2 separate regions of the Homo sapiens genome follow, and region 1 is linked to region 2. Evidence: chromatin loops called from intact Hi-C (ENCODE). Cell type or tissue: endothelial cell of umbilical vein. All regions are shown on one strand. Links, peaks and the distances in the headings refer to the core of each region. The heading gives the core; the rest is flanking DNA. Region 1 has its middle 290 kb from the start of LINC02233. Region 2 has its middle 700 kb from the start of FSTL5-AS1.

What was found. A loop is a pair of places that touch in the nucleus more often than their neighbours do. Peaks named below come from ENCODE experiments on the same cell type or tissue, not always from the same donor. Only the 100,000 strongest peaks of a DNase experiment are listed, where the experiment ranks them.
Region 1: it touches region 2 in a loop (5-fold over the local background); 2 of 110 quality-filtered maps call a loop at or near these places.

Annotation. Positions count from the first base shown.
Region 1 is chr4:159,480,198-159,495,960 of GRCh38, reverse strand. No RefSeq gene overlaps it. Among named protein-coding and RNA genes, the nearest start is that of LINC02233, 290 kb to the left of the region's middle. RefSeq lists a silencer at 8,429-8,508. In endothelial cell of umbilical vein, for the core only: a CTCF peak has its summit at 8,580 (motif pointing left); a DNase peak (open chromatin) is centred at 8,550; H3K27me3 peaks cover 1,465 bases.
Region 2 is chr4:161,312,341-161,328,103 of GRCh38, reverse strand. No RefSeq gene overlaps it. Among named protein-coding and RNA genes, the nearest start is that of FSTL5-AS1, 700 kb to the left of the region's middle. RefSeq lists an enhancer at 14,259-14,428. In endothelial cell of umbilical vein, for the core only: a CTCF peak has its summit at 7,556 (motif pointing left); no DNase peak of the experiment used is centred there.

The DNA of each region.
Region 1 (15,763 bases), core at 4,194-12,193, 1.8 Mb after region 2:
AAGAAAATAGTGACCCAAAGGATGTTGCTTTCCTGGCCTTCTCTGTCCTCTTTTAGTTTCTCCTCTCCCTTCTGGGGCTTCCCACCCTCCAGCCACTTAGGGCCCTGACACTGAGTCCTGGCTTCCACAAGCTACTCTCCAGCCTTCCTGTCTTGAAAAATTCCAGTCTTTTCTGTTCTACTCACACACCATCAAAAGCTGTCACTTCCCTAGCCCTTTGCCAGGTGGGAAGGAGATCTAGCACCAATTCCATAGCTGATAATGTTTTGGACTTTTCTCTGAGTCACTTTTTATTTTAGTCACTTTTATCTGAGCCTCTGTTTGCTTACCTGCAAAAATTAAGTCAATTGGCATAGATTGGAGGTCAGAAATTCACATACTTAACAGAGGCTGAGTGTATAACAAGGATGAGTGAAGCAAACTGAGGTGTAAGATAGTAAAGAGGGGAGGCCTTCTGAGTGACTTAGAGAGCTCCTGCCCCATCTAAAGGGTATTCAGCTTCAATATCAAACTGCTATCATGCAGGCTCAATGTTGCCAGATCTTCCAAATTTTTAAAGATAATTTTGAAATAGGGTTTTCAATGTAATTGTCCAATACCAAATAATGGCACCATAACTAATGGAAACTTTTTAAATTTTTGAGCCAGCACTGGGTACGCCAAATAAAACACATCTCCTGGCCAAATTTGGCCTTCTGATTAAACAACCTCTGAGGCTTCTTCTGGCCTTTTACAGAGGGAAAAATCTAAGATGCCTTAACTTTCACAGTAATTAATCCGTAAAATTGTGGAATTCTGGGCTCCAGAGCAGAGCACAGGTGTGTACCAACAGGTTAGTCAGCATTGTCTTCAAATTTCAGCAAATAAATACTTCATCAGTCTATTAAGATATATGATTAGATCTCTTGTTGATCTTATAGCACAAGGTTTGAAGCTGGCCAATAATAGTGAAAGATTAAAATGGTAATTTCTCAGAATCAACTAATCTTTGCTTTCATCTTGACACTAATTTAAATGGCATTTAACCATATTAAAAATTAATATCATCAGGGTAGTGTTACATTAAAACAATGTATAAATAGATATTTTCCAGTTATAAAATTTAAAAATAGTGAAAAAAAACAAGTTTTGTCTTTTAAAAAGTAACCTTTATTTTTTCTCACCATTCTCTGGGTTAGCTGGACAGTTTTAGTATGAATCAGCACAGATAATTTCTGTGGTCAACTGATGCTGAGGCTGAGGCTGAGGCTGGATGCTCCAAGGTAGGCTCAGTCTTCTCACTTTTTTTTTTTTTTTTAAAGAGACAAGGTATCACACCATTGTCCAGGCTGGACTCAAACTTCTAAACACAAGTGACCCTCCTGCCTCAGCCTCCAAAGTAGCTGGGACTAAAGGTATGGACCACTGTGCCTGGATCATGATGGCCTCACTCTTATGCCTTGTGTGAGCAGGCTGTTTGGTCTAAGTCTCAGCTGGAGAATTTGCCTCTGTTCCATGCAATCTCTCATCCTCCAGTAGGCTTGCCCAGGCTTCTTCACATAATAATCTCAGTGTTCCAAAAAGAAAAAGAGAAGACAAGCCCATTGCTCATTCATGTTACATACTCAGCCCTCGTATTTGAATTTGTGACTTCTGATCTACTCCAATATGAGAGTCTCTAATTAGATAGTATTTGATAATATCCCATTGGCCTGGACTTTGGACTTATTCCCTTTTCCCTGCATAGCTGCCCCCACCACTCAGGTTTATCAATAACAAGAATGACCTTCCCTTGCCATCCTAGGAAGTACGCAATTCTGTGAGCACTGCATTCCATCACTGCCCAAGCACAGTATATCTTCATTTTTTTCTCTTCTAAAACTATTCATGTTAATATGAGGCATTTGGTAAGTGTCTTAGCCTGTTTTTGCTGCTATAACAGAATATGGTAAGTCCTCATTTAACATCATCTATAGGTTCTTGGAAACTGCAACTTTAAGTGAGACTATGTACAACAGGTCCTCAAATAACATCATCTTGTTCAAAATTGTTTTATTATAACAATGATGAGTTATAAATTGGTTTTGTTGTACATCATTTAGCTGAAAGTCACAATTTCTAAGAGCCTGTCAATGACCCTAAGTGAGGACTTCTTGTAGCACAGACTGGGTAATTTATAATGAAGAAAAACTTATTGGCTTATGAGTCTGGAGGCTGGGAAGTCCAAAAATTGAGGGGCTGGCATTTGGCAAGGGCCTGCCTGCTGTATCATCCCATGATGGAAAGGCAAAGAGAAGGGAAGAGAGAGCAAGAAATCAAACTAGTAGCCTCAAGACCTTTTATAATCAGCAGAAATCCATTCACACAGCTCTCATGACCTAAACAACACCCATTAGGACCCACCCTGGTCCCCCAAATTTATATCCTTCTCACACAAAAAAGACATTCACTCATCCCAGTAGCCTCAAAAGTCTTAATTTGTTCCAGCATCAACTTAAAAGCCCAAAGTTCACGGTCTCATCTAAATGAGATATGGGTGAGACTCAAGGTACTGTTCATCTTCAGGCAAACTCCTCTCCAGATATGAGCCCATGAAATCAAACAAGTTCTCTTCTTCCAAAATACAATGGTAGGTTAGGCAAAGGATACAATGTTTCCATTACAAAAGGGAGAAATCAACAAGAAGAAAGGTGTAACTCATCCCAAGTAAGTCTAGAACCCAACAGGACGAAAAACATTAAATCTTAAGGCTCCAGAATAATCTTCCCTGACTCCATGCCCTGCCTTCCAGGGGTGGGAAGTGGGTCTCCAAGGCCTCAGGCAACCCCACCCCTATGGCTTTGCTGGTCTCAGCCCATACAGCAGCTCTCACAAGTTGGAGTTATGTGTCTGCAGCTCCCCAAGGCTGGTGTTGCACACTGGAAGCTCTACAGTTCTAGAGTCTTTGGGTGGCCCCACCCCCATAGCTCCACCAGGCACTCATCTGCTTGGGATTTTCTGCAGTGGCCTCACTCCTACAACTCCACTAGGTATTATCCTAGTGGGGACCTACTGCTATGGCTCCAACCCTGTGACAAGTCTATGTGTAGACCCCAGGTTGCACAAAACCCTTTGAAATCTAAGTGGAGGAAGGCATGCCCCACAACTCTTGCATTCTTCATACCTGCAGAATTAGCACCAAGTGGATGCCACAAAGGCTTATCACTTGTACTCTCCAGAGCAGCACCCCAAGCTGCACCTGGAACTGCTTGAGCCACAGCTTGGGCAGCTGAATACCACTGCACTGGAATGCAAGGAACAGAGTCCTGAGGCAGTCCTGAAAAGGGCCTGTGGAGGGACCCTGGGTCCCCAGCACCATTCTGCTTTCCAAGAGCTCTGGACCTGGGATGGGAAGGGCAGGCTTGAGGATACTGAAATGTTTTAGAGGTCATTCTCCAATTGTCTTGATGAATAACAGTGGGCCTCCTTCTAGCTATGCTAATTCCTTTATCAAAAGGTCACTTGTCACCTCCTACATGCTTTTTCATTTTTTACATGGCCAGGCTGCCAATTTTCCAAACTGTTATGTTCTGCTTTCCTTTTAATTATACATTCTGTTAGTAAATTATTTCTCTCCTCTCATTTTACTGTATGCAGTCAAAAGTAGCTACACCATCCCTTCAATATTCTGCTTAGAAACTCCTTCCATCAGATATCCTAGTTCATCACTTTTAAACTCTGCCTTTCATAAAGTCTTTGGGCATGGACACTGATAGTTTGGATGTTTGTCCCATCCAAATTTTATATCTAAATGTAATCACCAGTGTTGGAGGTGTGACCAGTTGGGAGCTCCAGTACCACATTTTCCCTTAGCAGTGTCCTAGTAGAGGTTCTGTGTGGGGGTTTTGCCCCATGACAGGCTTCTGTCTTGACACTCGGGCTTTGAAAATCTAGGTGGAAGCTGCCAGCCTTCTTCACTCTTGCATCCCACACACCCATACACTTAACACCATGTGGAAGCCACAAAGACTTACTGCAGTTTGCACTCTCAAAAGTGGTGGCTTAAGCAGGATCTGGAGCTCTTTGGGCTAAGGCTGGAGCCTGAGCAGCCAGGATGTGGAGATCATTGTCCCAAGGCTGAACAGGGCAGCAGCATCCTGGGCCTGACCCATGAAACCATTCTTTCCTCCTAGGCCTCTTGTCCTCTGATGGGAGGGGCTGCCTCAAAGATATCTGAAATGCCTTTTAGGACTTTTTCCCATTGTCTTGGATATTAGCACTTGGCTTCCTCTGAGTCATGCTAATCTCTCTAGCAAGTAGTTACTCCACAGCCTGCTTGTAGTCCTCTCCTGAAGATGCTTTTTATTTCTCTGACACATGGCTAGCCTGCAAATTTTCCAAAATTTTACACTCTGCTTGCCTTTTACACTTTAAGACATTTATTTGCTCCTACATCTGATTGTAGGCTCTAAGGAGCATCCAGGCCACACCTTAAATGTTTTGCTGCTTAGAAATTTTTTCCACCATGTACCCTAAGTCATCACTCTTAAATTCAAATTTCCAAAGATCCCTAGGGCATAGACACAATGCAATCAAGCTCTTGGCTAAGGCATAACAAGGGTGAACTTTGCTCCAGTTCCCAATAAGTTTCTCAGTTCCATGTGAGACCTCATCAGTTTGGCCTTCACTGTTCATATTTCTACCAGCATTTTGGTCACAACCACTTCACAAGTCTCTAAGAAGTTCCAAACTTTACCTTTTTTTCCTGTCTTCTTCTGAGGCTTCCAGACTCTTCCAAGCTCTGCCCATTATCTGATTCAAAGCCACTTCCACATTTTCAAGTATTTCTTTATAGCAGTGTAAAAAAAAAAAAAAACAAAAAAAAAAACAGGCTAACACAGACACATTTCAGCCAATTTACTTGCCACTTGTAATAGAAAAGGTCATTTCTCCACTTTCAAATAAGGCATTACACATTTCCATCAGAGATCTCATTAGAATGGCCTTTACTATCCATGTTTCTACCAACATTCTGATCATGACCACTTAAGTAACCTTGAAGAAGTTTCACACTTTTCCTACAGTTCTTCTCTTCTTCCAAGCCCTCAAACACCCTTAACACACCAGGTATGGAAACAAAGGCTTATTCTAGCCTACTTCTCCAACTCTTCCAGCTTTTCTCCATAACCCAATTTCAAAACTGCTTCCACATTTTCACATTTTCAGGCATTTGTCATAGCAACAGCTCCACTTTTTGGTACCAATTTTTTATCTTAATTGGTCTTGTGCTGCTATAACAGGATACCACAAACTGGGTAATTTACAATGAACAGAAGTTTATTGGATCATGGTTCTGGAGACTGAGAAGTCCAAGATAGAAGGGCTGGCATCTTGTGAGGGCCTTCTTGCTGCATCATCTCATAGCAAAAGGGCAAAGAAAGGACAATGACATAAAACAAGAGATCAAACCAGTGCCTCAAGTTCTTTTATAGTCTGCATTAATTTATTCGTGAGGGTGGGGCCCTCATGCCCTAAACACTTCCTATTAGACCCCACCTCCCAATACTTTTGCATTTAGGATTAAGTTCCTAGCACATGCTTTCGGGGGGACACATTAAAACTATAGCAGTAAGAGTGCCTATTCTTTGGATTTCAGGTGAGTACAGGTATCTATTTTGTTTGGATGCCCTTTCAATTTATCTGAAGTGTTAGCCTTTTCATAGCCAGTCTCATTTGAGACCCAAAGAGCTATGGCACCAAATCCCTTTTGAGATATGCAGGCACCACCTAATGCCAACTTCCATCCCTCTTAATCTTTCTTTTTTACATTCTTATGGCTCCTCTCCCTTTATGGGCAGAAAAATGTTTCTTAACTCATGTTCTCTATTTTCTTCTACTCTGGGGCTTAAACTCTATAATCACTCCTCTAAGTATTTGCTCAGTATCTTTCAAGTCAAGTCCTGAAGCAGGTCTAATTTGCCTTGGGTCAGCAGAAGGTCTAAAAGTCAAGCTGAGATCTTCAATTTTATGACTATTTAAGAGGTCAGAAAGGCTGTCTCTTTGTTAGAGGCTATCCAGTAATGGGAAAGATTAAAGTGGTAATTTTCAAAATAAGCTAATCATTGCTTCTATCTTGGCATATATTCAAATGGAGTTTAACCACATTAAAAATTTATGTCATCTGGGTGCAACTATGTGCAAATAGATTTTTGTCCATTTACGAAATTTGAGAATGATAATGCAAGGTGCTTTTTAATGTCTATAAAATAACTTGAATAACTTTGATTTGACATCTTATGCAACCTTAGCTCAGATTGTTTGCATATAATATTCTAAGAGTCCCATAGAAAGAAAATAGAAACATTAACTAAGCCACCCACTTTGCATGATATCCTGTTTAATTCTGTTTTCCAACTTGTTCAAAACACTCTCCTGGGAGAGCTGAGTAGTTTTTTAAATTATACTTGTTAACTGTTCATAAGAAGGCAATGGTTGTAGCATATTATTTCTACAATCGATACATCTAAAGTTATTTAAACAAGAGTTTTCATAAAAGTACAGTGATAACTGGCTAGGAATTTAGTGCTAAAATCCTAAACTAGGGATGAACACAAAAATGACTATCATTTCAACCCAGCAAAATGTGTTCACCATGATTTGTAAAGCACCATTGGCACATGATGTTATAAGGAAAGTCAATTAATGTTTTGAGAGGTTGAATCCTGCCATTATCTACCACTGAAACTAATGTTTACAAAAATGTCTTTGCCTTTTGTTAGCTGTCACTAAATTAATTTTCATTATATAGTTGTGCATTTTTTATCTAAGAACCCAGCAAAAAAAAATATCATTTCTGGGAAATGAGAAGAAAATACACAAGTAGAAACAAAATAAGAAATTTGTGTGTTTCTTAGAAAACAGGCATCAATCAAAGCATAATATCTTGAAAAAAAGAGATGACAGACCCCTCGGCACACTAGCCTCACCCTGCTCTGGGAACCACATGTTCAGAAGAACATGAACCAATGTAATTCATTCAGATGTAGGAAAGATTGAAAATGATATCATACTTAAACAATATAATAAAGATCTCTGGGGGATCTTAGTGCATTTAATAAAGAGAAAACCTGAGAGATTCAGAGTAACTCCCTTCAAATGTATGAAGGACTACCCTGAAGGGAAATCAGTCTTCTTGCATTGACCCAGTAGGAGGAGAATATGCTCCAGTCAGTAAAAAGACTAGTTATTAGATGCTTTCTTCCATCTGACTATAAGGCAGAGCCCTCTTACAGCCAGAGCTGTTCAAATGAAGAAGACTTATGAGTCCCCATCTCAGCAATGTATAACTATAACAACATATGACCAGCTAACAGAGATGCCATAGAAAGTATTCGAGCATCAGGCAGGTAGTCGAAATGGTTGAATTTTAATGTTTCTTTGTCCTCTTTGACCTGAGATTTACAGTCAAACAGCAGGGGAATTAGGAATTTGCATCAGCCTGTGAACCTCCATTTCGCCATCCTTGAAATGGTGTCAACGTCGGCCAAGCACTGTGGCTCACACCTGAATCCTAGCACTTTGGGAGGCCAAGGCAGGTGGATCACCTGAGGTCAGGAATTCGAGACCTTCCTGGCCAACACGGTGAAACCCTGTCTCTACTAAAAATACAAAAAATTAGCCAGGCGTGGTGGCGGGCGCCTGTAATCCCAGCTACTTAGGAGGCTGAGGCAGGAGAATTGCTTGAACCCGGGAGGTGGAGGTTGCAGTGAGCCAAGTTCTCACCACTGCACTCCAGCCTGGGCAACGAGAGCAAAACTCCGTCTCAAAAAAAAAAGGTGTCGACATCATAAGGCCCTTTTGAAAGTTATCAGACATACACGTGTTCACTGATAGCTTAGGGCAGAGCATGACACCATCCTCTCTCAAGAATGTTAGCTGCTACTTTTATTACTGATCCTTCCCTCTGAAGGTCCTTTCAGGGAATGTATTCAGGAATCCAAAGACAAAGAATCGATAGGGCACACGTTTCTTTATAGCAGACATTGAAGAGAAAAGGAAGCACAGAGTAGCTGTAAGAAGAATGGAAGAATCATTGTGGGGAAAACCTGGTAATCTGAACTTTTCTGATGTTTTAAAAATGCATTTTACAAAAATGTTTGAAATATAAGGGGCCAGGAACAGGTTTTAATGTTCTGTACTTGAAGACGGCAAAGGAAGCCTGACTGGAGGCTGGCCTCTCTGTTCTGGGTCTCTGAAGTTAGATCAAGAGCATCTGAACTCAACAGGGAGTTTCTCCCCCTTAGGTATCTTCCACTTTCCTCTATTTATGTCATCGGGTACAACCTCCACTCCCAACTGAGTCCATTATTCTTCACTCCCATACATGTAGCAGAGCTCCAGAGTTGGCCCTGAGGTTTTCTCCCTTTACCCAGTGAAGAACATCATTTCTGGGAAGTGAATTGCTGTGTTTTGGTTTTGAGTTAGGATTATGAGTGAGTTCTGTGTGTGTCTCCGCAGGGCAGCCTGAGACCTCGCACCGGAGTGTTTCCCCTGCGTTTCAGTGCTGAGAACCGACAAGCCTCATATCTGTTTTCTGGTTATTGGGTGACCCCTGCTGGTCAGTAGGAGCTGTTACTGCCTTCTCTAACTTGGATTTCTGCGTTTAATTCCAGTTATCAAACTGTGACTGCCACTTTCCACGATTCATCTCACCTTGATTTAGTTGTGATAACTTCCACTAATACCTGTTGTGCATTAAATGTCATCTTTATTGCATTAAATGCAGAGTTTTTTGAAAACACCTACCCATAAAATGGTTAAATCCATAGCAAAGGAAAACATCTTTTTGTTACAGTCTGTGCTGGTGAGTCTTAATGATTCAGAGGTCTCATGCTGACAGAGAAGATGACAATTTTTATATTTTCTTGAAAAATACTAGTCGGCAATAAACACAGGGACTGCCATATTTTGAAGCCCAGCTGGCAGCACAAAACAACATTTGCTTAACTTCTCAGCCCAGCGCTCTCATTGATGGAACATACATAGATACCCAAGCATAGCACACCATGATCTATGGCTTACACAGCCAGAAAGGATTTTAAATAAGGTTAAAAACATCCTCCCATTTCAAAACTCAACACCCTATCCTCCCTAGACCACTCTATCTGTAAAACCACTAGCATTTGTCTATTGAATACCTTTTTATTTGGTGCACCTATGATGTAAAAGACTTGGATTTCGTGTAGGGAAGAGAATGACAAAGTAATAGGTAGAAATGGGAGAAAACAGTAATATTTCTGCAGCAACGATATTTAATCCACATCTTTTGAGCCTCTTACCTGTTCATTTGTGTTAAATAATTTATTTCAGTGGATCTCAAGTTTCTTTTACTTTCTCATCTTTCTCACAGCTAAAGTAAAATGATAGCATATATAGAATTCCCTTAGTATTGTAATGACTAGCAATATCTCACTCCCCACCCTGCCCCACTCAATAATCCCCTGTGAGCAAAAGTGAACCTTTAAAGCAATTGTATTGGACACCCCTATGAATAATAACAACAGCTCACTTTAGCTGGAGCTGAGATGGGCAAGCTCAAGTTCAGCCAATCAAATGTGTGGTCCTTACATCTCTTTAGAGAAATTTATAGGGAAGCTACAAATGTACAGTAGACTCAGAGGTCATCAATAAAAGAAAATGCAGGGAAAGGGAAGGAAGATTGGACACTTATTGGCTATATGGATGTGTATATGTACATGTGTATGGGTTTATAAATGTCCTATGTAAAAAACAAATATTGATAAATAAATGTCTGTAACCTAAAGTGAAAGGTAGAGTCAAACCATTGACTAAATAAGTTCACAGGATTTAAATGAGAATATCTGTTACCTCGTAATTTCACACTGTCAAATTTTAGGCGCATACAACAGGAAGGTGATAACCTTCCTCTCTTTAGACTTTGCAAGTGAAGCTATTATTTATTCTTTTTATTCATACTTTCTCTTGAAAAGTCAATTCTCCATAGACCCTGAAATATTTTTGGTGTGTGTGTGTGTGTGTGTGTGTGTGTGTGTGTGTGTGTGTGTGTGTTTTAAACTCTGAATTCCCATCTCTGTTTGCCTTCATTTTCCTGGCAGTGAAATGCCTCAAACTGAATACAATATTCAAGGCTTTTTAAGAAGGTCCTCATGACTTTGTAATAGTAAAGACCTTGCCTAGGCTTTGAAAGTCAGCCTGTTCAGAGAACAGTAAGTTCACAGCCTTATCCATTTAAAGTCTTATCACAACTCTGCTTTTTATTTATTGGTATGCCTCTTTCTCTCTCAAAGGTCTTTCTAGTTGATGCGGTTCTTATAACATCTTGACCCTTTCAGTAAACTTTAATTTAATTAAGTTTTCTGCTTCTCTGTGTATCCTCTCTTAAAGTTTTCACTTTTTGTTGATGCTTTTTTTTTAATCTGCTCCCTTTTCCCATTTTCCAATACTTCAGTGACCCTTAGACCTTTAGAAAATATTTGCAAATCTATACTGACTTCTTATTTATTCATGGCTCTTTTCAGCAATGTTCTTTTCTTTGTAAAGAGCTCAAAGCAACTAACAAAGCTAAGGTCATACTTAAAACACACATCTTATAACAACTGAAGAATAAAAGGAAAAGAAAATGAAAAAATATTTTAAGAGTCCTAAAGATACTCAGAATTTATTTAAGTTATGTTACAAGGTACATCATTCTTTTTTCAGTGAAATAGTCTTGTCCTTTGAGCTGTATCTCTTTTTCCATTCAACTTGAGATTTTAAATTTTTTTCAATTTTATGAGAACTAAATTCTCCAGATATTGTGAAATTTATCTTACTCTTTTTGAAAAATCCCTGCTCAGTTGCCTTATTTCACAATTTCTTCCCTGAGGGTATCAGTGAAAGTTTGCTTAACAACCTGTATCTCAACTACACACTCAGCTTAGCCTGGAGAGTTGCTAAGCCGCCCTGCTATTTTTAAATCTTTGGCTTTTTCTTTCTTCTGATTAAAGTATAGATATTTCCTAATCTTAACGTTAGCCAGGCTTTACACAGTCTGGGTCATAAAGTTTTCATTTGTGATGGAAAAATATCTCATAGTTGATGAGAGCTTATCTGTTCCTTTTTATCTAGCAGATACCTATGTAGATATAAACTCCTGAATCCAAGATTACCCACATACCATCCCATACTTTCAAATACTGGGAGAATGGAAATATATTTGAATCATCAACACCTATTCCTAAAGATGATTCATTATGGTTGCTGATTGTCATTTCCATAATATTCTTTGTAATTTTACCACCAATTCCAAACACCATGACCTAGAATCATAGACCATACAACTAGAATGGAGTTTAGTCCACCCCCTTTACTTTACAGATGAAAGACTGAGCATGTAGCTACAGAAGTTGGCTGATGACATAGCCAGAATAGCATCAAGTATTTGCGTATATGCATATGTCTGTGTGTAACACATGCTTATACAGCACTTACCAGACACCAGAGCCAGTCTGAGCCATTTACAAACCTTGACTTTTGTCAAGATGAGGAAACTGAGACACAAAGAGATTAAATAACTTGCCCAGGATCACATACCTTGTAGGTGGCAGAGCAGGGATTGAAGCCAGGCAGCCTGGCTCCCAAGTCGGTGCTTTTAACCACTATGCGCTCTCTTTCACGGATGTCAAAGGATGAGTCACATGTCATCAAAAAAATAATCCTGTTCTAACAGCTGGATAAACTGCCTCAATACTGGCTAAGCATACTCTCCATCATCAATCAACATATCTTGGATTCCAAAGTCATTCTCACACTGGACACATAAGCATTCTCTCCAGATATTCACTCATAGAGTCAAGGGATGCTTTATCTGGATGTGAATTTCTAAATAAGGAAAAATACAAAATCTCACTCCGTTGCCCTCAGGGAAACAAAAACTGAACCAGAAGGTTACAGCAGATTTTTGAAAATCATGACACTCTGTCTGCTCCACTCACAATATGTTTCCATAAGCTCCCTTCTGTCCCCCTAGTGGGATGTGAGCATTTCTGAGGCTGGGATGCTAAGTAAACACCTTTGCGTTTAACAGATTGTTTCTGTTTCCCCTGTTTGCCTGTGGCTGCCTTTTACTTTTCAAGAGCTTCTGGGATTGAGACATCATGCCAGGCAGCTGAGGCAAGGCAGGCAATAAATGTAAATTGTAGTCCTCTATCTTTTGGGGCCTGCCCTTGCCTAGATCTTCTCAAACCTGTCACATAATGGCTTCCCACAAACAGCTCTCTACAGCCACTGGGACCCTGAGAAGAATGACCCTATTATCAGCTAGTAAGAACACAAGAAAACTCAATGAGTTCACAGTGCCAGTGCCAGTGTGAGAGGCCCTTAGCACCTGCAATATAAACACCATCATCTACTTAGATTTTCATTATACCAGCAACTACAGCATCAGAGATATTTATTTCCAGTAACATGACAACAAAAGCACACCGGAGAAATATGTTTCTATGACTTGCCTCTTGCCTTAGTGAATTTTTGCTTGTAAAGGTGTAAAGAAAAAGACATTAATATTGTCTTCCCCTAAGACACAGTCCAACCGATTTGACAGGAACAACTATTTATGCTGTGGGAGCATTTACCAGCCCTGAAAAGTCTGATGTGGTTTGAGGTGATTTTGACGTGGTTTGAGTTTTGAGAGACATAGGGCAAACACCCTGGAGGGTATTAAAGGAAGCAGATGTCAGGTATGGAATCGTCTGTTTCTGCTCACCCACCCAAGAAGTCAGAAAAGACTGATGTTTTATTTCCAAGAATCTATTTCCCATTTATTTTCAAGAGAACAGGGCCCATTTAAAAGTTGAAAAATCACCCAGCGCATATGGCGTAAGATTTAAAGTACTGAGAAAAATCTGAAACAAGTTAAAGGTGAATTTATAAAATAATGTAAAGGTGCTATAGACAGAAGGTTTGCATGCCTCCCCCAAAATTCACAGGTTGAAATTCTAACCCCCCAATGTGGTAGAACAGGCCAAGCCACCCAAATCTGAAAATCTGAAATCTGAAATGCTCCAAAATCTGCAATTTTTGAGTGCTAACATGATGCCCAAAGGAAATGCTCATTGGAGCATTTCAAGATTTCTGATTTTCAAATTTGGGGTACTCAATGGGTAAATATGTATAATGCAAATATTCCAAAATCAGAAACATTTCTGGTCCCAAGCATTTGGGTAAGGGATACTGTAATAGGAGGTGGGGCCTTTGGTAGCAATTAGACTGTGCCCTCATGACTGAAAAGACCTCTGAGAGCTCCCTCACCCCACCCCCTTGTGGGGTTACAGTGAGAAGGCACCATCTATGAACCAGGAAGGGGGCCTCACTAGACACCAAATCGGCCAGCATCTTGCTCTTAGACTCAGCATCCAAAAGAGTGAAAAATGAATTTACGTTGTTCATATGCCCCCTAGTCTGCAGTATTTCATTAGCGAAGCCCAAATTGAGTAATACAAGGAGTCTCACAGAGAAGCAAAAAGAGTAAAACATTTTTTATCAAGTATATCAAATGCCTTCCTTGTTATATTACAGGTTTGGATCTTCCTTAAAGCCTGTGGGTTGTCTGTAGATATGATTCAGGGTTTTATTTTCTTTTCCTTTTAAATTATTATTCATATTTTTTCCTTTTTATGTTTTTTTTTTTTTTTAATGAGGTCTCACCATATTGCCCAGGCTTGTCTCAAACTCCTAGGCTCAAGCAATCCTCTTGCCTCAGCCTCCTGAGTAGCTACGAGTACAGGCATGAGCCTACACCCCGGCTTATCATTCATGTTTAAATTGGTCATTTCAGCCACAGCACTGTTCACGTGTACAATGATCCCTTGCTTACTCAAGAAAGCCGCCCCAGGCTCTTCTTCGCACAGGGATGAACACCAAATGGGGGATTGACACAAGCAAGGACCAGCTGGCCCAGCCCACAAAACTCTGTCCAATCAGAGGGTCGTGATTAGCAAAGCCAGTCAGACTGGCTCCCTTCAGATTTTGGACTGGGGAATCTGAGTGGTCTGGCCAGTGATGGCCACTGGAGTGACCTGGTTCCTTGACTTTACTCTCTTTGTTCAGTACGTGTATATCCTTAAAATAAGATTTTTTAAATGTAGTTTACATTTCCACTCCCTATAACCAAAAGCAAAGGAACACAACATTAAATAAAATCAATGGCATATCCATTAATTGGGACAGTCCTGGATTTTATATTCTGACTGTCCCGATAACATCTCTACCCTGTCCTTCATTTACATATTTCATCTTCTATCACTTTCCACTCCTTATCTACATCTTTTTCTCCACTTTCCTCCTCTGTCTCTCACATATCCTTTCTCTCTCCTCTCTTTTATACCTATTCTAATTCTACTTTCTAGGGGCGATGTCATGGTAAGGGCTATTCCATCCTCTTTTTCTTCTTCCAATTTTATCTCATTTTCCTAACTAGGCCCCACAAAGTCAATACTTCATCCTCACCTCATGTACACTTCAGGCAAGCATGCCCATTAAGGATTAAAATTAATAAATGTATACCTTAGACAAATACTGGATAGTTCTAAAACCTGGCTCTTTCAAGAAAGCCATATTGGCTCAATGCTACAACAAAATACTAAATGTGGTTTTCCATAGTCAACACAATTCTGCAAATATTTATATCAAGATGATACCCATACGTTCACCAGGAAGCACCAAACTGGATGAGACAGGGCCCCAACCACTAGTTTGCCTACAATCTGGGAGGAAGAAGGAACATAGAGTAATGATTACCATGCCAGACAGAATATGATACATTGCTAAGATGAGGAGGCACATAAGGACACAAGGTTCAGCCAGGACTTTCACTGCATCAGAGTGACAACTCCAACGTGTGGACACACTTCACATACTGTGCCCCAGGTATCACAGCTGAAGTGAACTCTTCCTCATACACACATGGTAAGGCAAGCATCAGAGTTGACACATTTGAGAATATGCCAAAAAGGGCACCAAGAAGAATCTCAGCAGCATTCTAAATATAACCATGACAGGGCCCCATTACAAATTTCAGAATAGGAGATGATGATCTTTAGCTTCAAACATTTTTTCTTTCTTTTCTCCCCTGTACTTCAATGGTTGCATTTTTTTTAAATCTGTTCTCTTCTCCTATTCTCTTTTTACATGTCTTTTGGAATAAAGTCCCTGAGTTCTCAGTTCCCTTCATGTTCAACTTGCTGTCTGGGTCCCCGAATCAACTGCAAGGCCCTTCCCAGGCACCCATCCCCCCTTGCCTGTTCCGAGCCTGTCTTCCCCAGGAGTCCCATTCCACCATATTTTAGCCACATGTTGGGCAAAGTCATTATCTGTTCAAATTATCTGCAGTGAGGTGCAAATGACTGATGAATTTTACCCTCCCAAATGTATTTGCTTTTTTAATGACAACTCAAGTCAGAAAATTTCAAATTGATAGGAATATTTTAGATAAAAACCTTCAAAATCATACCTGATTTCTGCCTCACTTCAGTTCTCCCAAGTTTACCAGCACTGCCCCCAACTCCACTGGCACTCATACACTCACACAAATCTCTGTGCCAGAGCGCTACCAGGAGAATCTCTACCCTGATTTGATGAAACTGGTCTCCAACCCTAAAAACAGGTCGCCAAAAAACCTAATTAAACATAACTAATGTTAGGTAAGCTCCCATGTCACTTCTAAGTAAAAATTCAAATTCAGCATAACTAGAATTTTGTGACCTCCTGTTATTACATAAGAAGTTAC
Region 2 (15,763 bases), core at 2,810-10,809:
GACCCAGATCCAAACAGTATCATATACCAAGGGGCAAAACGATACACTGGGCTGAAGCACTGAAAAACATCCTGTTTTGGGAGGGATGGAAACAGCGCATGAGCTGTTCTAATCACTCCCTATCTCAAGATGCTCCCAGCACATTCTACAGTTATTCTTAAGAACTTTAAGTGAGAAAGAGATAAGCACTAGATTGGTCCAAGGCCATCTGGAGAAATGTCCTGTAATAACCACGTTTTTATTAACTAAAAAAAATATATTAATATAGGTGTTCATAATATATACCATATTTATGCCAGGCCAGGAGCAAACATCTGTACACACTCTGAGTTTATGCCCTCAGTGAACTTACAATCATATGTAAAAAGCTTTTAGTAGTAACAAAATACTCTGTGGCTTTTCTGAGTTGTTAATGTATCTACAATAATCAGCAGTAGAAAACTACAGGAATTTATGTTTTGGAGGCTCTTAGTCTTTCTGCAAAATACTAATTTTAGTACCACTTCAAAAATAAAATGAGCATACATGCTCTTCCAGCCAAAATCATATTTAGATCTTCAAAGATGTACTGGTAGGTTGTATTAAGATCTGTTCATCTTCTTGGGACATTTTATCTTTTGGCTATATAGTACTCCATGTAATTCCAGAAGAAAAATCAAGAATTCTCTTTTCTCTAGTTGCCTTCCTGGCAACTTCTCTATACCACTTGCTCTTACCTTCTTTACTTGAAAAAACCTCTACTCAATGTTAAAGTGTCAAGTTAAAAACTCCTTGGCACAGCACAGTAGTCACGCCCTTAACACTTCAGCCTTATATTCTTCCTCTTCTCACCTTGCCTATTTTAAGTTCTAGTAGATGCAATTCATTTGAGGTCACCATTCAGTGTTCTGAAAATTTCATGCTGAAGCCATCTCTTTAATAGGCAAAAATATACTAACTCCTTCCAATATATAAGTGACATGGAGGCAAAATCTCTCTAGTTAAATTAATGAAAATGTGTTGGCCATATAGTGATCATATACCCATAAATGTCACCCAATAGAGCAAATTTATCACAGAAAGTGATGTTGTCTTCTCCAGTTTCCTCCTAATTGCTCTTATCACCCATAATGGCAAACTTCTATGAAAGGTGGAGAAAAATTTCTTTTGCTTATTGCACGGGGTTTTCTTTCTTTGCCATTTCATGTTTTGTAACACCAAATATGATCAATGGGCAACCTTCTAATTACTTCATGCCATACATCAAAACTTTAAAATTACCTAGATATGTTATACCTAAATTGCATAATACTCTAATTCAACTCCCCTCAAAAAATATTTTCTTACCTTAGCAAAAGTGTTCATACAATATTTTTACTTTACTTTTCTAAAACAATAATAAAAAAGAAAAAATCACAGCAAAGCCATTTACCTTATGATATAATACATTAAGCAAATGGTATTAAACACTTTGAGAATGGAGACAGAAAAAGATTCTGACGTTTTCTGTTAGGGTAAGTTTATTCCAATCCTGCCTGAATATTAGCTATCCTTATGATCACTTTTACATTTTTACAGATCATACCTCTTCACACTTAAGTTGTTAATATTCCTTTTAGACCCTGTTCTTTCATATACAATTTTCCTTCAGCACAGACTGAAATTCTCCTATATTTTGCTCCTTTCCCTTCAAAATATGTGTTCATCATCTTTTAGATTCAGATTCAATCACATCCTCATAAAACCTTATTTTCTCACAGGTTAATTTGGTCTTACAACTAATATTTCTGGGTTATCAAATATGTGACAGGCATTGTACTACATCTTGAGGATATAAATACAAATAATGCAGACTGTGTACTAAAGGAGCAAGGAAATAGTAATCATAATGCCATATGCTAAATTCAGTGGCAGGCTCAATATGAGACAGACACAGAAAAAAGTAAAAAAAAAAAACTTACTCTTTCTCTATCAAACAATATTTTAATAACTTGTCTAAATCTCTTTGCTGTCTTATGGCACAAGTAATATCTTACTCATATTTATGTGCCCAGCTTTACACAACTGTTAATGAATAAAGATGTGCTTAATAAAAAAGGAAATGAAAACTGTATCAGTGGAGGTCCTGGAAGAGCATCAGGATTACTTATGAAAGATACTGCAGAGAAGACCTTTGTAAAGAATAGATTTAAAATGAGGTGATCTCTGGATTTTTACAATTGTAACAATATATGGTCCCATTTCAGAATTAACCTTTTCCAGGTTCATTTTAATTGCCTACATTGAAAATTGTCTGACAACTTTTGTGCATCAAGGTGTAGTTTATCAGACCTCCAAAAATATTCTCAAAGCTTATAATTGCCTTAGGAGTAGTAAAAAATACAAAAGTCATTAGAAATGTTGCCTTTATAAGGTTTGTCACTATATGTTTGGAACTAGAAGAGTAAACAAAGGTAGATTGTAGTTAATGCCAGCTGTGGTTTGAATGTGTCCCCCAAGAGCATGTGTGGGAAACTTAATCTCAAATGCAACAGTGTTGGAAGGTGTGGCCTAATGAGAGGTGATTAGGCATGAGGGTATAGTGAATGGATTCAGGCTCTTATTAAGACAATAGCTTCCTTAAAACGGAAAAGTTTGCCTTCCTTTTTTGCCTCTCCCTCTCTTTCACACTGTTTTGCTCTTCTGCCCTCTACTATGAAACAATGAGTCAAGAAGGCCCTTGCCAAGTGGCAGCCCCTTTATCTGAGAATTCCAAACCTCTAAAATGTCAGCTAATATATTTCTATTCATTGTAATTTACTTAGTTTCAGGTATTCTGTTATGGCAGCACAAAAGGGACTAAAAACATTGCCTCTCACTGAAACCCTCTCTCAAAAATCTTTGCATGGTAGAAGTTAATCTATTGTCAAGTAGCTCAAAAGTTATCTCTTTCATAATATATTTTCAGAGATTTCAATCTTATTTGATCTGAGTTTTCTGTGTTATCAGTACAAATTATAGGAGATGCTATAGATTATAAACACGCTCAATATAAATGTATTTTACTAAGTGTGCTGTTCCCATATCTATCTTCTGCTACAATGGAAGCTTCTTGAGTACAGGTCTAATTTGGTTGGGTTTCCCTCTCTCCAATAATTTCTCATATAGGTATATATATTTGGGAGTAAAACAGTTATATAATGTATTCAGTACAGAATAATATGTATCCTCACTTAAAGTGATATTCATACCATCTCAGGAAAGACAACACTAAATATGAAAATAAAAACAACCATAATAATGAAAATGCTGAATGTTATTAACAAAGTCACAGATTCAAGAAACAAATATATGGAGGGTGTCCATCAGCAAAAAAGTAGACTTTAGAATGGGAAGAAATTGTCATGATGATATTATTTCACTCAACTCCACTAGCGCTCGCTGTCACTTGAAAAATGAGATTCAGCAAAGAAGAAAGTCCTCAACAAAATCACTCAACATGGTTAGCCCTTGGACCTATGTCTTTTCATTCTACACTGATTTTTTTTCTATTATACGAAATCAAGTTTGAGAGAAGACATAAAAGAACTATTACTCTATAGCTTATGTAGTAAATAATAGCTGGTGCCCAAATGAAAAATGAATGTTTACAACATTGGTAAGGAAAACATTAGTGGATGAATATTTAATAGTAGTTTATTAATTTATAATAGGGCTATTCGGGCATCATTTTAACTTCAGAATTTAGCAATATCTTATAAATACAAAATTTATAATTGTAACACAAAAATTGATGTATTATTATTCTAAATGTAATACAGTCATCTTTAAAATGTGTGGTATATTTCCGAATGTATAATTCAAAGACAGAAAGAATTGGAAAGAAATTTTGTAGTGAAAAGTAAGAAAACTATATTGATGATTGTAGTTCTCAAAGCAATAAGTTTCAATTATTATGCCTTGAAGTTAAATATGAACAAAGTACAAAGTGTGACATACAGCTTTCTAACTTCCATATTTTATTTTAAAATATAGTAAACATTCATAATATTCATACTTTATACTAGTTTTTAAAGCTACAATAGTTATTTGCTGAATCTCATATAATCCTGCAATCTTATATAATCAGACACAGTGTTTATATACTATCATTTCTAAAAATTGGACTTACTAAAAATGTGCAAATTATAGGTAACTCTACTGATGAGATATAAATAGTTATCTATCTTCCATATAGAGATCTCTTGTCATTCATGAGAAATAGAGGTTATAGAAATTTCCATGAAAGATAGAACTGAGAAATGTCATTATTTAAGTACATATTATAGATGGAGGATCCCCAAACACAGAAATACAGTACTTGAAAAGCATATTTTGATAATATTATATATATAATGATGACTACTAAAGAAATAAATAAGTTGAGAAATATTGTAGGACCACATAAAATAAATAAACGTTAATAGTAAAACCTTTCTCCAGTATTTTGAAAGAGAGCATTCAGACAATGACAGAGTCAGTACAGTTCTGCCTAAACTATCTGAAAATATTAATATAGCCACATTACATAGGATATATTGTATTTAAACTCTTAAATAAGTTTTCACAGTGATATTAAATAGATCTGTGTATGATAAGACAAAATTAATTGATGTACTAAGCATAATTTCAGTGCTGTGTGTGGATAGTTTATTTCATGACATATAATTCAAATATGTATAAGACTATTTTTACTTTCCTTTAATTACTAGATTTCAAATCAAAATACTTGTTAGCATTTGCTGCAATGGAAAGTTCACTATTTTTCTCCATTCCCTTAATGTCTTTTAATATGAGGATTTTATAAACATATATACTGTACCACCACATTTACCAAGTGTCTTAACCTGTTCCTGATGCTATAACAGAATACCACAGAATTTATAATTTATAAATAGTAGAAATTTATTTATCCATCTCTGGAGGCTACGAAGTACAAGATCAAGGCACCAGTAGATTCTATGTCTGACGAGGGCTACTCTTTACTTCCAAGATTGTACATTCCTGCTGCTTCTTCACATGGCAGAAGAGATGGGAGGTCCAGCAGTTCTCCAAACCCTCTTTTTAATGGCATTAATTCCATTTTTGAGGTCAGAGCCAAGAGACCACACTTGCCAAGAGACCCCACCTCTTAAAACTATCACCTTGAAGTTTAAGTTCCAGCATATGAATTTTGCAGAAACACATTCAAACCATAATACCAAGTATATCTAGTCAGTAGCCTTGTTCATTTTAATTCTCATCTCACAGGATAGAAAGAAAAAAAATCCTGCACTTCCATTGATTTGCCCTGGAAGCTATTATATGTAAAAATAAACAAATCCACATCACAGTCATAGTAGATCATCCTGAACTAGAGTTTAAGAGATAACATGGATGCTGGTTGGAATGGTACAGTGTGGGTGGTAAAGCTAGCATATTTCAGGGCTGATAGTAGTAAATAACATTCGCTGGTGATATTTAATGTCTCCAGCAGTACAACTGCAAATAGTTAGGAATAATTTTATACTGCTACATTTTAAAAGCTGTGTTTTGGTAATCTTTGATATTTTCAATGATTTAAGGACAGAGGAATGAGTAATACAGTATTAAATTTAGACGCAAACTATTTCAGTTACATGCATTTATAATGTTGATTTTGAGCATGTCAAAAATATTGCTTTACAACATAACATATTGTGGTAAGTTTTTACGTTGTTCTCTATGCCCTTGGTGTACCCATTTCTGGTGCATATTTATTTTCAGTCAAGATCAATTTCTGAGTTTCAGAGAAGCTATAAAATAATTCTGCTTAGCACTTCCACAGTACTAATATGTAATTCTTCTTAATACATCCAAAACTTAATTCCAACTTCTATTTTCTCTAATTCAATAAGTAACATCATGCCAGAAGCCAGAAGATCTTAATTAGTTACATCCCATTGTGAGCATATTTATCCATCAATCATGAAATGAATAACCTTATCCTATTGATATTTCCTCCAACTCTTGAATATGGCTGCTTTTCTTTTTATCAAATATTCTTATCTTACTTCAGACACAAATTCTCCTGCATACAAACTTTTCACATTTTTTTTGTATCCTGAATTCAGACTCAATTCATTGTGTTTGTTTATTCAGGCTGCAGTAACAGAATACCATTGTCTGAGTCAATTATAAACAAAAGAAACTTATTTCTCAAAGTTCTGGGAGGCTGGGAAGTCCAAGATCAAGGTGCTAGCAGATTGATTATCTGCTGAAGGCCAGCTTCCTGGTCCCTAAAGGCCATCTTTTTTTCGCTGTGTCCTCACAGAGTGGGAGCAGCAGGGAAACTCTCTGGAGTTTCTTTTATAAGGGCACTAGACTGATCTAATCACATTCCAAAAGCCCTGCCTCCAAATACATCCCATTGAGTGTTAGGATTTCAACATAAGAATTTGGGAGAGACCTAAGCATTCAGTCTATAACACACATTTTGATCCACTGCAAAATAGGTTTACTATGTCCTGGTTTCTGGCTTGTCTGAGTTCAGTGAGACAGACACACTCACATGCAACAAGTTATATGAAGCCTGTTTATTTCTTACAGATAGGGCTGTAAGGGACAAAATCATCTTAGGATCCATTGTGAGCTGGTCCCCCAAGGCTCCAGAAACATTCCCAGTGTAAATAGAGTTTGTCACACGTATTGCATATGACACTCCAGCCATAGATGCTCAATCTCCACCAGTGTCCAGCAGTGAGCAAGGAGTTAATTTTCAAAAGGGGTATATCTTCTGGCTGCCTCAGGCAATTTATGTGTTTAAATTCAAGAGGCTTGTGCACCCCACTGGAAGTTTTGTGTTGCCACAGACTCTAACCTGCAGGCATGGAGATTGCAGACATCTGTAATTTTATTGGGTTAGCAGCCTCTAAAATTTTAAAGGTAGTACTGGAACCACGACTTGTTGAATGCTTTCAAGACATGCTGCTGCAAAGAGCCTCATCCAAAGTTGGTGGTGTTGCTGGTAATCCTGACAAAAGGGACAAAAGGAACACTCAAGTGAAGTATATGCTGGGGCCAGTACCCAAAGGGGCTTTCCAGCTGTAGGACCTCCCTTTTATTAGTGAATGCTGCCAGAGTTAGCCATAGTTAAACATTTTATTTGATTGTATCTGGAAGATTTTTGGCTTCCCATCCACATAGCCTTGGCATTCAGTCTGAAACAATCCATTGTCAGTCTCCACGACCTGAAGACCTTTTTGACTAGCCAAAGTGTGCTGTTATGCTATGACAGAGTAATTTGTATCGAGTCCCGAGTTAACAAAGTAATGTCTTTTTCTCCACTTAATATGCAGTACTACTTTTGTTGAATAACCCTTTGAGTAATTTAGATAGAAGACAGGAGTGGATTTTTTCCCTGCTGTTACGACTCAAATTCTTACTTGTTAGGGGGCATTCAGGCGGCAGTGATGTTCTGTGCCACCAGTAGCCAAAATGTCAATGCTGATAATGCACTCAGCAGTGGGAACACATGGTCATTGTCACCTGAAATGGCCTAAAGGGCTCCACCTGCTGGCAGATAAGGACCACAAGGCAGTAAATATCATGGGTCGCATGTTCGTCCCAAAACCTCCAGATGTCATCATTTAATTTTTTCTCAAAGGGGACCTAGTATAGTGTCATATGGATTCCCATGTATAAGAACCACAGAAAAGTCTCAATTTCTCTCCTTTTCCCTTTTCCCTTGACAAGAATATATGGTCCCCACCAGGGATGGGGTTCATGGAAGACAATTTTTCTACAGACTGGAGCGGGGGAGATTGTTTTGGGATAATTAAACACATTACATTTATTATGCACTTTATTTTTATTATTACCTCATTGATTGGCTGTGTCCACACCCAAATCTCATCTTGGATTGTAGCTACCATAATTCTCTCCTGTTGTGGGAGGGATGCAGTGGGAGATAATTGAATCATGGGAGAAGTTCCCCCCATACCATTCTTGTAATAGTGAATAAGTATCATAAGATCTGATGGTTTTATAAGGGGAAACCTCTTTCTTTTGGTTCTCATTCTCTCCTCTCGTCTGCCACCGTGTGAGATGTGCCTTTCGCCTTCTGCGATGATTGTGAGACCTCCCTAACCACGTGGAAATGTAAGTCCATTAAACCTCTTTCTTTTGTAAATTGCCCAGTCTTGGTTATATCTTTATTAGCAGCTTGAAGACAGAGGAATACACTTGCAATATATAATGAGATAATTATGTAACTCACCATAATGTAGGTTCAGTGGAAGCCCTGAGCTTGTTTTCCCATAACTAGATGGTCCCATCTGGGGGTGATGGGAGACAGTGACAGATACTCAGGCATTAGATCCTTATGAGGAATCTGCAATCTCCCTCACACATACAAATCACAACAGGGTTCACACTCCTATGAGAATCTAATTCTGCTGCTGATCTGATAGGAGACAGACTTTAAGGCGGTAATGCAAGCAGTGGGGAGCAGGCATAAAGTTGAACTTTTGCTCACTCACCTGCCGCTCTCTCACTTCCTGCTGTGTGGCCCAGTTTCTAACAGGCCATGGAACAGTTCCTGGCCCAGGGACTGGGGACCCCTGGTATAGCCTATTGCTCCTAGGCTGCAAATCGGTACAGCATGTTACTGTACTCAATACTGTAGGCAATTGTAACACAGAGGGAAGTATTTGTGCATCCAAACATATCTAAACAGAAAAGGTACAGTAAAAATATGGTATAAAAGATTGAAAATGGTAAACTTGTATAGGGCACTTTCTGTGAATAGAGCTTGTAGGACTAGAAGTTGCTGTGGATATGTCAGTGAGTAAGTGGAGAGTAAGTGTGAAGGCCTAGGACATCACTGTGCACTACTGCAGACTTTAAAACACTGGACACTTAGTTTGTATTAAATTAATGAACAATAGTTTTTCCTTTCTTCAATAATAAATTAACCTTCACTGACTGTAACATTTCCTTTACTTCATACACTTTTTAAGTTTTTTAAATTTTTGACTGTTCTTGTAACACTTAGCTTAAAACATAATCACATAAAAGCAATGGCAACAAAAGCAAAAATTGAGAAATGGGATCTAATTAAACTAAAGAGCTTCTGCACAGCAAAAGAAACTACCATCAGAGTGAACAGGCAACCTACAGAATGGGAGAAAATTTTTGCAATCTACTCATCTGACAAAGGGCTAATATCCAGAATCTACAATGAATTCAAACAAATTTACCAGAAAAAAACAAACAACCCCATCAAAAAGCGGGCAAAGGATATGAACAGACACTTCTCAAAAGAAGACATTTATACAGCCAAAAGACACATGAAAAAATGCTCATCATCACTGGCCATCAGAGAAATGCAAATCAAAACCACAATAAGATACCATCTCACACCAGTTAGAATGGCAATCATTAAAAAGTCAGGAAACAACAGGTGCTGGAGAGGATGTGGAGAAATAGGAACACTTTTACACTGTTGGTGGGACTGTAAACTAGTTCAACCATTGTGGAAGTCAGTGTGGCGATTCCTCAGGGACCTAGAACTAGAAATACCATTTGACCCAGCCATCCCATTACTGGGTGTATACCCAAAGGATTATAAATCATGCTGCTATAAAGACACATGCACACGTATGTTTATTGCGGCATTATTCACAATAGCAAAGACTTGGAACAAACCCAAATGTCCAACAATGATAGGCTGGATTAAGAAAATGTGGCACATATACACCATGGAATACTATGCAGCCATGAAAATGATGAGTTCATGTCCTTTGTAGGGACATGGATGAAGCTGGAAACCATCATTCTCAGCAAACTATCGCAAGGACAAAAAAACAAACACCGCGTGTTCTCACTCATAGGTGGGAATTGAACAATGAGAACACATGGACACAGGAAGGGGAACATCACACACCAGGGCCTGTTGTGAGGTGGGGGATGGGGGAGGGATAAAATTAGGAGATATACCTAATGTTAAATGACGAGTTAATGGGTGCAGCACACCAACGTGGCACATGTATACATATGTAACAAACCTGCACATTGTGCACGTGTACCCTAAAACTTAAAGTATAATAAAAAAAAAACATAATCACATTGTATATTGTACAGCTATACAAAAAGATTTTCTCCCTTTATATCCTTATTCTGTAAGTTTTTTTCTATTTTTAATCTTGTTTTTTTAGTTTTTTGTTAAAACTAAGACACATTAGCTTAGGCCTCCACAGGGTCAGGATCATCAATATCACTGTCTTCGCCTCCACATCTCACTCCACTGGAAGGTCTACTTGCCCCACTGGCAGTAACACCCATGGAGCTGTCTTCTCCTTCTTTTGGAATGCCTCCTGAATGACCTGCCTGAGGGTCTATTACTATAATATTTTCTTTAAAAAATAATTAGGAGTATACTAAAAAAAAAATTAAAAAGCATTGCATCACAAGTAAGTAAACCAGCAACATTGTCATTTATTATCAATACCAACAGTACATAATTTTATGTGCCATACTCTTTTTTTGAGATGGAGTTTTGCTCTTGTCGCCCAGGCTGGAGTTGCAATGGTGCGATCTCGACTCACTGCAACCTCCGCCTCCCAGGTTCAAGCAATTCTCCTGCCTCAGCCTCTTGAGTAGCTGGGATTACAGATGCCCGCCACCTGGCCTGACTAATTTGTTTTTCTTTTTGTATTTTTAATACAGACCAGATTTCACCATGTTGGCCAGGCTGGTCTCGAACTCCTAACCTCAGGTGATCTGCCCGCCTCAGCCTCCTAAAGTGCTGGGATTACAGGCGTGAACCACCATGCCTGACTATGTGCTATACTTTTATACAACCGGCAGCACAGTAGGTTTGTTTACACCAGCATCATTACAAATGTGTGATAATGTATTGCACTATGATGATATTATGATGGCTATGATGTCATCACTAGGGGCCAGAAATTTTTCATCTCTATTACAATCTTATGGGACCACCATCATTTATATGGTCTGTTAATCACCAAAACATCATTATGTGGTGCATTACTGCATTTACCTAAGTTCTTCTGGACCATAAGTTTCTTCAAGACAAGATTATTGTCTTATTCACTGGTTTATCTCCAGTAGTAGCTCAGCATCACACATAAATGGTTACTCAGAGCTATTTGTTTAATTGAGTGAATTAAATTGAGATGATCTGTGAAATAACAAACTGATTAAACCTATAAATAAGAGGCAGATGTACAAATTATATGATATACGCATAAATTATATCATATTGTTATGTGACCTATGTCTACTCGATAAAATAAAGCTAGAAGATTGCAAGTAAACTCAAATATTTCTAAAGGTTTATTTTAAACAAGAATTACATTTTGTTATGGATTAATTTATTTTTTGAATCCTATAAAGACTAATATGCATGTTTCTCTGAGTGATGATTCAAAGAGCAAGGAAATACCATCTTTTAGGTCCATCATCTTCATCATGTGGTTTTTAAAGTTGCTATGCTTATCTAATTCAGCTGGCAGGGAAGAAAAATCATGAAGAGTATACATAGGAAGTTTTTAAAAGCCAGTCCTAGGAGCTGTTCACATCAATTCTGCTTATAGTCTATTATCTGTAATATAATTACATCCAAATGCCAAGGGGACCAGCATATACACAGTAGCTGGATCTCCAAGAAGAGGAGGTAGTTTTAGTAAACACATATCTTGTCTCAGCAACGGTCAACCAATCTAGTATTTTCAGATAAGATAAACCAAAGTCCTGTCCAATTGCTGCACTCAACTCAGCGTTCAAGATCTCTAGGTCATTCACTTGATGTCAATGGATCCCTTATTGTCTGATAACCCGTAAACCAAAAGACATTTTGTCTATCTCCTTATATGTCTCATTTTATATCTGTGCACTTCCACAGAGGAGAAGGGGATGAATAACCTTGACAAAAAGCCCCACTTGGCAAAGTGGAGAATGAGAAACACACCGAAATCACTTTTCCAGAATAATAATAAAATGTTGGAGTCCAGACATTATAGGAACTTCTACTTTGCTGGAGAAACACCTTAATCAGACCATCCTAATTTTCCCTCTTCATGCATTGTTCTTTGACTTCTTGTTTTGTCTTCTCAGATACTCCTTCTTGTTTGTTACCCTCTATAGGCATATCTGAAGTGAGTGTACTTTGGAAGGAAAACGATCAGTTTGGTGGAGTATAGTCTTTATCATGCTCTTCTTACTTGTGCAACTCTAAACACAAAGGATTGAAGTAAAAACGTCCAAGTGTTTCTTATACTTGATTCGTTGCTTCTTTGACAAAATAATTCCCTCAAAAAAATGTAGTAGGTTTCTGATCTGTTTGTTGCAGGCATTTCAAAATGTCAGTAAAATCCTACAAAGTTTTCTTCATGGATAATTCTCAGGTCGGCTTTATTTATTTGATTCTTAAAGCTTATGCTTTTCTTCCGACTTAATTGTGGCTAATTTGTGGTAGACTGAAGAAAAATATTCAGGTGGAACAGTATTAGCTTCAAAGATGTTTATCTGAGGATTAAGGCACTTCTTCAACTAAGGAGTCTTATTATTATTATTTGTATGTATTTTATTTTGGGGAGGGGACAGAGTTTCGCTCTTTTTGCCCAGGCTGGAGTGCAATGGTGCCATCTTGGCTCACTGCAACCTTTGCCTCCTGGGTTCAAGTGATTCTCCTGCCTCAGCCTCCCAAGTAGCTGGGATTACAGGTGCATGCCACCATGCCCAGTTAATTTTTTGTATTTTTAGTAGAGACAGGGTTTCACCATGTTGGCCAGGATGGTCTCGAACTCCTCGCCTCAGGTGATCAGACCGCTGTGGCCTCCCAAAGTGCTGGGATTACAGGCATGAGTCACTGCATCTACCCTATGTTTTTAACATTAAGTCTTTTTCTGTCTCCCATCTTCTTACTTGGATCCAGAAGTGGCTGGTGGCTTTCCCAACCCCATAGCTTTCTTTATTTCCATACTCTCTCTATTTGTATCTATGTTTGAAAACCAATCAATTATTGCATGATCTCATCACTTTTCATATTTTGGCTAAAAGCTGCCAGTCATAGCTAATATACAGTATATTTGTTTTAAATCTCTCTTTCTGAAATCAGGCTCAGTAAACATATAGTCTGTTTTCAAAATTTTCAAAATCTTTATGGGTGACAGTTTTACTGAATATTTTGGTCATTGTTTAACAGAGATCTTAAGTTTTACAATGCATAAGATCTATTTTCTTGCCACCTATCCTCCAACCACTGGGCCAATGCCACATACCTTAGGTGCTATAAAGGCAGCAAGCCATTTCCAGTTACCAATTCTATTATAAGTTATGTAGTGCTAGTTGCTATACTCAGTAAATATACAAAGGACTCAAACATGAGAGAAGTTCATTTATCACACAGGCAAATTCCAAATCTAGTGTTCCTAAGCGGCTTGTGGCTCACGGTGGATTTACAGATCTGGGTTTCTTCCATTTTAAGCTTTACATATTTCAGCATGTGGGCTTTCATGAATATTGGCTTATGTCCAAAGAAAAGCAAAATAAAACACGAAGAATTTTGTAGAGGAAGTTTCACAAGTCAAGCCTAGAGGTAGTGTCCAACACTTGACATTCTGTTGCTCAATCACAGTGCAAAACTATGTGCAAAATCAGTGTAAAAATCTAGCTGTGGATAGAGGAAGAAGAATAAACAGTTTGTATCCATTTTCACAGCAGTCTCTTATTTAATAACATAGTTTTTAATATCCAGAGACAGAGGGATTCTATCTTTCTAATAACACTTTTTTTGTGTGTGATACTGGGGGTAAAAGCCTGAAAGTTTGGAAAGACATTTTTATGTTATAGAATTGATGCCACTTTATATAGCTGCTCTCTGACAAGGAAACTAATAACTGGGAATATTTGGATAAGTGCTGATAGACATATAAATTACATCTTTCAGCAAGAAAGTGTTCCAGGAGAATCAACATACTTTTCTAATATGGCTTTACCTTAAACATGTCAATTCATCTGGGTATTTTATTCTAAAAAGAAATTTAAAGCATTAATTGAGGGAAAAGGGGGCATATTTTTGGATAAAGTGTACTTAATTTTGTTTAAGAACTACTTCTGTCTTATACATGGAGGTGGTTTGCTAAGTTGGAGATGGAATGAGTAGTTCTAGACTTTGACTGAAATAAGTGAGTGATGGAAAAAAGTGTGTTGAATATTGTAACATAAATCATGCAAAACTTTAAACTTCTATTGATTATATATTTCTCAAAACTGCAAGGTGGGCATGGCATTGGAATGATTAATTTAGAAATATATTTTCCAGACAAACACATTTAATTAAATCTTTTTGGGTATGAAATGCATCCTTCTTCCAACTCTACATCTAGGTAATGTCATGACTATGCACATTTAACATTTACATAAATATGTTTATGCTTCAGAGCTTTTCATTTGCTTGTATTATTACTCATTATAATTTTCAAATCATATCATCTAGCAAACCATTTTAAATTAAAAAATAATCAATGGCAAGTGATTGTGTTTTCTGGTTCTCAAAATAATATACAAAGGAGAGTAGTTTTAACTATAATTAACTTCAGGTTGCCCAAGAGAGTAAGAGATAATTAGTTTGTATTGTTTATATTCCTTTTCATATATGCTATATTTTAAATTCTGTTTTATCTAGGCACTTTTCATTAGAATAAATATGGTTAGTATGCAACCACAGTTTTTAAAGTTTAAATTTCCTTTAGATACATTTAGAATTAAAATGCATTTTGAATTTAATTAGGAGCTAGAATAAATGCCTTGCCACTATAACAGTTTCTATTATTATTTTCAAGTTGGAAAATGAGCAATTATTAGAAACTTGCTTGTTTATAGGCCAAATAAAGTTACATAGTCAACTGCTTCCTGCTTTTATGTTTTTAAAGTTAGTTTTTATTGGCACTTGGAAAGAACATGACAATGAAAATTAAAGTCATAAATGTAAGCCCTGTAGAATTCAGAACACTTGAAAATAACACGATAGATCAGAACTAGCTGAGAACAGGGGAAGCAAACTCTTCCTTAGAGTGTCTTAAATTGAAGGGAAACAAATACATAAACAAGATAACGATAATGTGTTCCAGGTTACATAAAGGATTCTAATGTTTTGATATTTTAGAACTATTTGAGGAACTATAATATTTTTTAAAACGGTCCCTCATTTTGCAACCTGAAGACAAACCATCTTAGTGCTTAATTTTGTCTGGTAGCCATCCTCCCTAAAATTTATCCTATTTCTTTTACAAAAAAGAAATCAGTAGAACAATCTCATGGTTAGAAATTTGCAATAATGGTACCAATTTTGCCAGCCTAGACACTAAAAGGTACTTTATTATGCCCTTTAGTGGTTTTACCATCCTTTTTAAATCATTTTGTTTTTGCTATTTGCAGGCATACGGGCTTTTAGAAGCTCAGTATAACTGGAATTTTGTGACATTCTTCAGGGTCTACAGCAATGTATCTTCGTCTCTTCTATTGGAAGGTTACACAGCTGAATTTGTTAATTTTCTTTAGCAAAGTCCCTCTGTCAGCAGATTTATCCTTGGATTGTTTAGAATGTCACATCAATAAATAATTTTTAGTCAGTTGTCCTTTCAGCATTTAAGAGTTAAATGACAAAACTGATGTCATATTAAATCGAATGGTTAGCATGCCGAATTGTAAAATATCTAAATGAGGGTGGAAAAGGAGGCTTTTGTAATATACAATCTTGATCACTGTCAAATGATGCCCA